2 separate regions of the Mus musculus genome follow, and region 1 is linked to region 2. The links are chromatin loops, found by intact Hi-C in ENCODE. Cell type or tissue: gastrocnemius. All regions are shown on one strand. Links, peaks and the distances in the headings refer to the core of each region. The heading gives the core; the rest is flanking DNA.

Region 1 (5,000 bases), core at 1-5,000, 370 kb after region 2:
GTGCTGATGTGGCCAGGCCTGGATTTTTACATGGGTGCTGGGATTTGAAATCAGGACATATATGTACCTAACAGGCATTTATACTGGCTGAGCCATTACCCCAGCTCCCTCCACTTTGTTTTTAAGACGAGGTCTCTCACTAACCCTGGTGCTTACTAAGTTGGCTGGGCTGGTTGCTGAGCTCAGCATTCTGCCTGAATCTGTTCTCCCAGTACTGGGCTTACAGGAACCCAGGTCCTCAGGTTTGTGTGCTAGAACTCTGCAGACTGAGCCAACTGCCCAGGCCCTGCATTTGCTAGTTTGTTTCCTTTTGTTTGGCTTTTGGTTTTTCTAGACAGGGTTTCTCTGTGTACCCCCTGACTGTCCTGAAACTCACTCTGTAGACCAGGCTGGCCTCGAACTCAGAAATCCGCCTGCCTCTGCCTCCCAAGTGCTGGGATTAAAGGCATGTGCCACCACTGCCTGGCATAATATAGAAGGAGGAAAAGTCTGGGCTCACAGTTAGAGGGAGATCATTTCTGGAGATAGCCTGCTCCAAGGTGTGGGCAAGGGACTGAGGTAGGGGTGTAGCATAACAGCTATATTAAAAACAGTAAGTTTTAAATACAGCTGTTATTCCTACAGACCAGGACTAAGAAAAAGTCCTGCTTTATACGCGAAAAGAAGACATCAAAGGTCATACAAGAATGTGGAGCACCCATGAGAATGCTCCATCATGGGAGACTGAGGCTTTCACGGATGGACCAATATCTCTCCTTAGGCTAACAATGCCAGCTCACCCCAGAGTGGGATGTGGGTCTTCATGCAGCAAGGTTGGGAAATGCTACACCCCCACCTCAGTCCTCAGTCCCTTGCCCACACCTTGGAGCAGGCTATCTCCAGAACTGATCTCCCTCTAACTGTGAGCCCAGACTCTTCCTCCTTCTAGCCATAAAGCCCAAGCAGCTACTTGCCCACCACGCCTATTCAGAAGGGTTAGAGAAGCAGAAGAGGTCTACAGTGGACAGCAAGCCAGTGACCCTGCCCACAAAGTAGGCCTGTGGATATCAAGGTCCACCAATTCAGCCAGCATCCTCAGCATCTGCCGTTGCCAGGCTAACCACATAACACACTCCATCCTTGGACAATTCCTATATTTATCTCTGTGCTGACTCTCTGTGTATGTATCCATCCCAAGGACTGGCTCCCATTGTAAACCTGGAGTCCACATTTTTAAAGTCCACATATTTGACTGGGCATGCCCTCAAGGGATTACTTAGACAGCAGCCACGCTTTCTCTTCCTGCGGAATGGCTCTGTGTGTAGGCAAAGCAAAAGTCAGGTGGGAACAGCTACAGTAGCTAAAAGGATGGTTAAGGGACTTATAGGAGACATCTGGCTGTCCCTGCGAGTGGCCTTGAACTCACTGGGCAGAAGATCACTTTGAATATCTGATCCTTCCACTTGTGAGCATCCTTCCTCCTCAACATGAGATTACAGGCATGATCAACCACATCCAGGTTTGTGTCCTGCCAGTGTCTGAACCCTTCAGGGCTCCATGCATGCAACATAAATATTCTACCAACCTAGCTACATCCCCTGGCCCAGGAATATTAATTTTTAAAGAAATAGGAATTTCTGGGGGCTATTGTTTTGGACTGAGCTTCTACACTGAGCCCCAAAAGACCAGGGTAAAATTTAAGATGGAGTCACAATTGCTAGAGTGTAAAACCATTATGCTGAAACCAGGGGACTAATGCAATCTTGTGAGGAATTGGACTTAAGGGATGTTCTGGTTTTAAAGAACAAGTCTCCCACAGGCTTGCTGCGTGGTCTGAACACTGGTCCCCAGCCATTGATGGAGTTTACAGAGGTAGGGAAATGTTTGGGGTGGGGCCTAGCTGCAAAAGTCCCAATTGATAGAGGTGGCCTACGAGGTCATTGCTGCCCCTCACTCCTGTCTGGCTCTCTGCTTTCCATCACAGCTGCACAAACGTAACCAAGCAGAGGAGAGATCAGAGAGAGAGACTAGTTTCAATGGATGGGATACGGTGACAGAAATAACCGGGCATGCAACAGCCATTTTTTTTTTTTTTTTTTTTTTTTTTTTTTTTTTTTGGTCATTGGTGTTAGTTACCCTGACTCTACAAGCCGGGAACACCATTTAGCTTCTTGCTTCTTGTTTGTGCTTCGCTCCTCCTCCTGCTCCTCCTGCTCCTCCTCCTCCTCCTCCTCTCAGCTCACTGGGACACCAACACTGGTCTGTAGTGTCTTCCCCCATACTAGAACTTAAAATTGGTTTGGAGACAGAATTGACTTCATTTCATTGCTTCACCAACTTTCAAGCACGAGGGGTTCGTTTCTACCTCAGTTTCTCCCCACTAGAACGAGATTATCCCCAAGCCTGCTTGGCTCACCGTAGGGGGGCTATAGTGCTGGCTGTGCCTCGACGTCCCTCGTTTTTTCACATCCCACAGAAGCCCTTTGTCTACTGTCGGATCCCCCTGGCAAGAACCGAGGTATCTGAGGATGAATGGTTTCACTTCTTGCTCTGATCGTCCTTACCTGCTCCATGTCTCACGGTGGTTTCTTCATCTCCTGGACATTTCTAGATAAGCGGTGGGACCTTTGGGAGTTTCTAACAAACTTACAGTTTCCAAACTTGGGAATTTTGTAGGAGGCAAAGATTTAGTGCGCCCCCTGGTGACTGAGCAGTGGAACTTTATTTACAGTCGCTTGTCCTTGAAGCAAACATTAAACCCCATCTTGACTCAACTTCTTTCCTTCCCCCATGCTTTGGGGAAGTCCAATAAGGATGGAGGTGGGTCTTACTCCTCCGCTCCTGGGGTTGCCCTCCTCTCTTACTTCTTCAATATCCTCAGCGCAGCTACTGAAGCCCCCGCCAGGGTCCAGGATCCAGATACAGGCTGTAGGAACAGCTACTTGTAAAAGATGAGGAGGGCAGAACAGAGAAGCCTTTCCCAAGTGTGCTTACTCAGGCCTTGTGTGAGCCGGAGGCTAGAGTTAGATCAGTTGGCTGATTGTTAGAATCGCTCCAGGCTAGAGAACATTGGAGACCAGACCCTACAGAAGCAGGTTTTCCTTTAATCAGAACAGCCAAGGGCAGAAGCCACTCCTGGGGAATGTGCTTAGGAGTGGGGGTGGGGGGTGGGGCGGGTTGGAGTTTTATAGGGCAGAAAAGGGAACTTCTGTAGTGGGAGATTACATCTGCTTCCTTCCCCTGCAGTCTTCAAGCTTGTAAATGCTCTTCTTATCAAGAGCTCACTGGGTCCTAACTTCCTGCAGAAGATGCTGCCTTTGTGTTAACCTACCTGTCCTGGAGTTGCTCAGCTCGCCCGCCCGAGGCTTTTGGGTTGTTTGGCCTTGAGCCGTATCAGCACCAGATGTTTTCAGACACCTAGAGAGGCTACGCAGCTTGCACCGGCTCCCGAAAGTACCGGCCCCAGACACATCTATTTCCAACAGTGTGGACTTTTCTCTGTAGCCATTGCCACGGGGGTCAGAGCATTTCTCTCGAGGGCCTAGCAGAGAGACCGCAGTGACTGCCACAAACAGGCAAGGCCAGTGCGCGCAAGGCCAGCGCACTGGCCACACTTCCCTTCAGTAAGGCAAAAGGGAGTTTTTCTCCATTTTTCTGAGAAACCAGGAGAAAAGGTTAATGCTCAAATTTCCCAAACCTGTTTCAGTTGTGATTCTTAACTTCCTTCTGCCTCTGCCAAGGGGCTCACACTCACACAAAGAAACCAGAGGTAACCTAATCTCATCCTCTTGGTCCATCCTCCTGTCGCAGCCTTCCAAGAGGAATAGCGTGAGCCCGCAAAGCCCCTTCTTGTTTCTATTTTCTTCATCATTTTACTGTCTATAAAGTAAGCCTTCAGTACTTGGTTCCAGGAAAACTTACTGCATCTGATAGAACTAAGAGCCATCGGATTCCAGAAACACAAATGAGGCAGTCAAGATCTTTAAACTAAAAGTAACATCATCTAGATCTTTTTATTTTAGAATTTATTTTGAAGTTGTGTGTGTGTGTGTGTCTAAATGTAGTGTTGTACATGTGAGTGCAGCACCCACAGAGGCCAGAATCGGGCACCAGATCCCCTGGAGCTGGAATTACAAGCAGTTGTGAACTGCCCCCAAAGGCTGCTAGGACCAGAATTCCATCTGCTGCAGAGTCCTGTGGGCCCTTAACCTCTGCACCGTCTCTCCAAGCCCTCTAGATTTAGATCTATCTTGTGCAAAAGTCATCTTTCCATAAATACTTGGAAAAGATCATGTATTTATCTTGAATGTTTCGTGGGGTTTGTTTGTCTTGGGACATATTAATCATTGTTACTGCTTGTCCTATAGTGTCCTATATTCTGCAAGTATATTCTGGTGGATATCGCTTATAAAGAATATCTCTGTCCAGATGCTTTTATTGAAAAAGTAATAATTACCTCAGAGTAAGAGTCTTATGAATCAGGCCAGGATATAAGCAACAGACAGCGCCAGCTGTGAGAGAAACTGAAAACTGTAAGCCCCTCAAGGTCACTGTGCAGCTGTCCAAGGTCAGACAAAAGCCCTATGGAGCCTTTTAGGCTTTCTGGAGTGGGTGGGAGAGAGACTTTCTCCTCACATCCTAACACATCAGAAACTTTTGAACCAGCTTGGCAAGAAAGGCTTCACCTATGCCTGGGGGGTTCTGAGTCTTTGATCGGAAGTTTTCCCACACAGGTGCAGCTCCATCGCAATACTAACAGCCACCCTGCTTCCCAGTCCCAGGCACAGCCCTGCATCTAACCTGTAGGTTAGACTCTCACAGGAGGCCTCTTTACCTTAAGGCAGTGGTTCTCAGCCTTCCTCAAGGGGCTCGAGACCCCTTTGGCAAACCTCTATTTCCAAAAATATTAATATTACAATTCATAAAGGTAGCAAAATTACTGTTAGGAAGTAGAAATGGAATAATGTTATGCTCGAGGAGTCACTACGACACAGGGGTCACGGCATTTGGAAAGTTGAGAG
Region 2 (6,440 bases), core at 689-5,688:
GCAGCCAGGTTTAAAGGAACAGAGTTTAAGTCTACTACTACTCACTAACCATTAAATCATGGAACAAGCAGAGGCACAGGAACAGAGAAAGGCCTTCACTAACGTGGGGGTCAGGGAGGTGCACAGATGACCATAAGTCTCATAACAAACAGAGATGAGCAAGGGGCCTGCCTCTGTTGGCAAACGCAGGGCATCTACGGATGGATGCTTCAGCCAGCCTTACACTGGCTTGAGCTCGATTCATCAGGTCCCAGAGTTTAGTGGACAAAGGCAGAAATGACAGGTTTTACTTTGTGTGTGCACGATGGGGGTGGGGTGGAAGACTCAGCCCTGCCACTGGTTGGTACACTTTATAAAACATCACAACTATAGCTGCAACCCACCCTAACCCCCAACAGGATCTTGCTCTATTACCCAGAATGCTTTTAACTCCTATGTTCAAATGGTCCTCCTGCTGTAGTCAGGGCCTGCAAACATGGCCGATGGCCCCAGACACCCTTCATCAATGTTAAAATGTGTTATCAAAGGACTTTAACACATCTTTGCCATTTTAGAAGAAGAATGTTCTGCAACATATTACACTTCAAAGATGTTTAACTCTTAAACGTTAAACATAGCCTTTTCTTCATATTATGGGGCTTTCGGAGTTGCTTGCTATTAGCGACTAAATGAAATCCGATGAATCAAGAACAACAGGAAGAACTCATGTGCCTTAGACTGTTGAAGGCTGCTGACTTTGTAGTACCGAAGTTAGGGTGGCCAGAATTTTATTCCTGAACAAAATGAAACTATAGAGAGGTAGGGAGAAAAGAAAAGAAAGGCATAGAAAAGGGGGGAAGGGGGAGAGGGACCGACAGAGTGGGGGAAGGGAGGGGGAGGTGGGGCTTACCATTTTTTTGACTTCAGCCTGGGAGGAGGGTTTCTGGGGATGAGAAACAGCGCTCTCATTGGATGCATGTCACAGAGAGCTGGGAAAGGAGATGGCGGTGTCAGTAAGGCTTACTCTCCTGACCACTGGGGTTCATGTACAAACAACTTCATTCACAAATAATTGCCACAAATATGCCAAGCAGCTAAGATATCTAGTTATAAACCCTAGGCCATAACTTGAATTTTACCATTTAAAAAACAATAAAATAGAAGCAGACCAAAAATACACAACTTCAAATTGACACTGCAAAGTTTTCATAAATCAAAGATAAATATAAACTCAAATTCAAAAGGAGAAAAATTTAAGTGTTTAAATCACCTTTAAAATTATAATGAAAACGGCCGTGTTTATAAGGTTGGTCTAAGGATCAGAACAGCTTGGTAAAGGCCTTCGGTGCTTCAAAAGGAAGCAATGCTTAAACGCAGCGCGCACATTCGGAGCCCCCACACACTGCTGTCTGTGACTGGAGGTGCTGACCCCTGTGCAGTTACTGTCTGTCTGCAGACGTACACACTGGCCTGGCACAGCAGATGAGGCACATGCTTACAGTATACTGGTAAGGCAGCTAGGAATGGGGACCAGACCAGCTGACACCACTATCCCAGTGAAGGGAAACTAGGACAAATGACCCAGCACTATGTCCCTGTCTCAATACCATATAAGGAAACACGAGGGACACAGTACTCGCGGTGGACACCCACTTCTGCACAGTAACTGATTCTTAACTGTCAGGACCGTTTCAGTCTTTCGGCAACTATTTCTTCACAACTCTGTACGAGGCAGCATACAGTGTCTGGACACACCTTCCTTAGCAGGCCAGGAGAAACGCCGAGAGTGTTTTCCTTATTTTTTTCTACACTTCTATCACAACTCCAATCAAAGATCAATTTTATGACTGATCGATCTACTGAATTAACCCAAGGAAAAACAAACTCAAATCTTCACAGAAAACCCCGTAAATAAAAGGCAGCATCTCCATTTGTAAACTCAAAATAAATAGAATTTCAAAGATGAGGGACCCCTTTCAGTCAGTATTCTTCAAATGCAAAGAAAAAAGAGCTCTTATTAATTTCAGATGTTGCACATGAATAGGCTGCAGACCCAGGGCACTCCAAAAGGGAAACTGGTTACTGAGAGACCCCTGGGCACCTGCAGCCGCCCCGATGGTGGGTTTCTCATCCAATCACTCAGCCATGCCTGGTTCTGCCCAGTGTCCTTGGGTTCTTACAGGCAATCACTTTATACAGAACAAATGAGCTCAGAAGGAAGGAAGATACTCACGGGGGGCCCCTTCAGCCATCTCGATGGCTGTGATGCCACAGGACCAGAGGTCACTCTGCAAAAACAAAAGAGAATGTTCCAGATGCCTAGTTGTATTTCTGGACAGTCATACAAATGGAATAAAAGCATCCTTCAGGTAAAAAACAAAAACAAAAACAAAACAAATCTTGCTAGGACATTATTATCTCTCCAGCCCTAGGGATTAGATCGCTTTTATTTACTTAAGCATGATATTATTCTGATAATGGTGAAAAGTGTTTCAATTTTTATGTATGTATTAAGGAGTAGAAAAATGAGTCTGTAATACATATTTAAATAATTCAAATTAAAAGAAAATCTTGGTGTAGCAATGATTTAAATTAATTCTCACTAATGGATATTGACAACAAATACTGAAATACACCAGGAACAGTTAAACTATGAACTCAATTTTAACACTACTAACAGGTACAACAATCACTAAAGCAGAAGTTTTGTTTTTATTGACAAATAAAACAGTAGTACAGTCAAGCTGAATCAGATAATGAAATATGAGTTTTATGCCTGGATAAAAAGGTGCACTATGGTTTCAAGTCCCTAGAGGTCACTCTATAATCACTTCAATTTATTTGTTTAAGAGAAGTTACAGTTTACACAAAAATGCCCGGCAAGGGGGTGGGTGTTCTTACTCTGTAGTCGTAAGTGGCGTCTGGGTTCTCATCACAGGCGATGACCTCTGGAGCCATCCAGTAGGGTGTGCCTATGAACGTATTTCTCCGTCCAACCGTCCTGTCCAGCTGAGCGCTTACACCAAAATCAACTACGGAACAAAAAGCAAGAAGAAGTGAAGCGCAATGAACAAAGAAGAAGAAAGTCTATGAGGAACCGCCACAGGCAGCTTGGTTCTGTCAGCTGCAAGCCATTCTGGGAGGCAGCACTGGGAAGGACTGCACCCTTCCCCCTCCACTCTCAGAACAGAAATGTTAAAACTGCATTGCAAGAGCCTGGGTCAGTCCAGAAGAGCCAGGAGGCCAGCCTGGCCTGCTGAGGGATGGGCAGAGGGATTACTGCAGGGCTGGGCGGCTAACACACAGCACTGTACTAAATAAAGAGACTCACAAATGCAGAGTGGGCAGTGAGACCATTCAGTAGATGAAGAGACTTAGAGGAACCCACTGTACAACTGAGGATGTGAGGTCAGTCCATAGAGCGTACATGAAGATGGATCAGACTTCACAGTTGTTCCCTGACATTACGTGTTCTGGCACTTGCAGCCACACACACACACACACACACACACACACACACACACACACACGTGTAGACAGACAGACAGACAGACAGACAGACAGACAGACACACACACACACACACGTACGTGTAGACAGACAGACAGACAGACAGACACACATGGCCTCAGGATGTGAGTTGCCCTTTCAGAGTGACTTCTACTTTCCATGAATTGAATGATGATGTTGGCTAGAAGAAAGCCATGGATGGAGGGAGGCAGGGTCAGCAGAAAGCACACACTGGGTGTACGAACATCAGCACATGCCACCATCATCACAGCCCACAAGCCACATGAGCCCAGCAGAAGGGCACGAAGCTCACACTAATGGTCTACAAAACACTAGACAATAGGCAGGGGTCACACACTCCACTTCTGTGTCCAGAACAAGTTCAGGAAACAGTTGGCTTCCTTGTTGATTGTTCCTCAACACACAGAGGACAAATCCAGGACCAAAAGCCTGATTGAGCTTTCCAGCACCTCGGCCAGGAAAGACTGAGGGTATAATTCTCGTGGCATGAGGTCAGGGCATGGAAACACCAGAGCAAGGACAACATGAGTGTCCCAGCTTAGCCCCAAGAGACTTTCCACATGGGCAGAGCACTGCAGATAACCAGGCAGCAGAGGCACTGCAGAAGGGTGCAGTGAGTTGGGCATTAAGGAGCAGCCTTCTATGGCTCAGACTTTTGGAAGAAAAGAAGAGCAGCAGACTGCTGGGTGTCCGAAGGGAAAACAACATGACCCTTTAACAGAAAAAGTTAATGCTGGTTGTATTTAAAATGTAAGAGCATAAAAATAAAATGGGGTCAAGTTCAGGTGTAGCTCAGGGAGACAGAGAACATGTCTGAGTCATTAGAAAGCTGGCAATGCCGCCCATGAGGCACCCGCTGAATACCCACACCAACACTGAAGACAATGTCCAGGCACCACATGAAAATACACCAGGGACCAAAGCAATCCCGGCTGCTGTGCTCCCAGAATATTCTAGTAAAGGGGACTATTTTCTTCTATTTGAAAAGTGCCATATGATATCAATAGAATTATAATTTTTATAATTATCAACAGCACTATAGGAGGAAAGCACAGGTCCAAGGCAGATCAGAAGGCCAGAGAGACCCCTAAAGATAGGAAAAACTGTACCAGTGACAATGAGGACATCGATTCCCAATTGAGAACAGGATATGCAAAGGTCCTGGGGCAAGGTCCGAGAAGTAATGAAAAACAACGTTGTGCCAGCAGTGAGTGCACATGAAAGCAGCTCTGCTAACTTTTTATGACTTTATTCTTTATTCTATTACTAAAAATAACCATATAATTTCCATATTGTAACATGGGGCATAGGGTAGAAGTGAAGAGCTGAGATGATGGGGCAGGAAAGTAGTAGCGGTCAGACCCCACACTTCTTATAAGGCAAGGCAGGAAGTCTGAACCTTCTTGAAATAGAACAGTAAGTCACTGAGGGTGCCTGTCTCTTTCTGTGTACTTGTCTCTGTGTCTGTGTGCCTGTCTCTCTATCTTTCTATCTGTCTCTCTGTGTACCCATCTCTCTGCACCCCCCTACACACTCCTCCCTATCTCTCTTGTTCTCCCCTCTCTCACTCATCCCCCTTCTAACGTCATACCCCAGGCTGGCTTCAAACTCACAATGTTTTTCCTTCATCCTTCCATCCTGTACTGCACTATGCCAGGCACCACTGTGCTTACATAACGAAGTCTGACTTTTAACTTAGTGTAGGGCAGAAAAGGCACCTCAGTCATGAGTTCCTGAGTTTGGGCCTCATCAACCACACCCCACCCTCCCACCCCAAGTTCAAACAAAAACTTTTCAAACTCTGTTTGGCTGCTATATCTAGGCAGAGTAGACTACCGAAGCATGAAGCGGAGGCTGGGGCTGGCTAAACAGTAAGCCAGTCCTCTCATCCTTCAGGGGAGAAGAAACAGCAAAGTTACCAAAGGGGCACAGCAAGCCACCCGCTGGCACCAGGACGGTGCATCAGGCACACACCGGCCGGCCACCTACCAAGTTTCACCTCAGCATTCTCGGTCAGCAGCACATTTTGGCCCTTGATATCTCGGTGAATAACGTGGTGAATATGGAGATGTGCCAATCCCTGAAAAGAAAAGCAGATTTGAGTCTCAGTTCTCTGTCCCTGTAAATAGACAGCCAGGAGCACCCTTTTATAATAAGGTGCACACGTGGGCCAAGTTTTTGTAAATCCGCATTTAGAACATAAAATTTACCCTTGGCACATTCCCAGAAGACACCGCCAGCCTTGCCACACATACAGAGAGCAGTGAGCTGGACTTTCTTTCCCTCTGGGATGATCACAACCACTTTAAGCTGTGCCTATGACACAGCTTTAGATTGCCATCTGAGGTTTTTCTGCTATAATTTGTGCTATTTGTGTTCAGGACGGCTCCTTTCCCACACCAAAAGTCTATCTTACAGTGGGTGACTGAATTTATTTGAGCTAGACTCGTCCCAGGGGAACAGCAAAGAATTAGAGGGGGCCTTAAAATCCAGCTCTTAAAATGCAGGCTTGTCTTCCCACTACAGAGGAACAAACTGTCACGTGCTGATATATCTCACTCCTGTTCAAGTGTAAAATAATTCTGTCACCAGAACAGCCTCATGTAGGAATAAAGTCTTTCTTCCCTAGGCAAACAAGCACTCTTGGCACACACACTTTGGAAGCCCTGTATCCAGAATGAGTCCAGTCGCATCTCTCAGGAAGGAGGTTGTAGGAAAACACACGCATCCACCTGTGATGTAAACGCAGCGAGGCAGCAGCCACACAACTCATTCACGAGACGCTGCACTCCACAGCGCGGCTTCTTAAGACATAGCAAGCCATTGATTCTGAAGTGCCTCCCTCGGCACTGAAAGAAAGGGTGGGTTACTTGTCAGGGGTTTGATTTTCCTATTAAAAATAAATAAGGGCTGGGGGCTGCAGTGGTGGA

The links. A loop is a pair of places that touch in the nucleus more often than their neighbours do. Peaks named below come from ENCODE experiments on the same cell type or tissue, not always from the same donor. Only the 100,000 strongest peaks of a DNase experiment are listed, where the experiment ranks them.
Region 1: a loop joins it to region 2, with 4 times the contacts of the local background. A loop is called at or near these places in 7 of 42 quality-filtered maps.

What each region holds. Positions count from the first base shown.
Region 1 is chr1:39,612,786-39,617,785 of GRCm38, reverse strand. No RefSeq gene overlaps it. Among named protein-coding and RNA genes, the nearest start is that of Gm51620, 23 kb to the right of the region's middle. In gastrocnemius, for the core only: a CTCF peak has its summit at 2,679 (motif pointing left); DNase peaks (open chromatin) are centred at 2,684 and 2,898; H3K4me3 peaks cover 198 bases.
Region 2 is chr1:39,979,710-39,986,149 of GRCm38, reverse strand. It overlaps Map4k4 (mitogen-activated protein kinase kinase kinase kinase 4), which reads right to left. Exons shown (of 32, transcript NM_001252200.1): 6 at 5,500-5,590; 7 at 2,881-3,011; 8 at 2,213-2,267; 9 at 890-968. Among named protein-coding and RNA genes, the nearest start is that of Map4k4, 82 kb to the right of the region's middle. In gastrocnemius, for the core only: a CTCF peak has its summit at 2,792; no DNase peak of the experiment used is centred there; H3K27ac peaks cover 2,009 bases.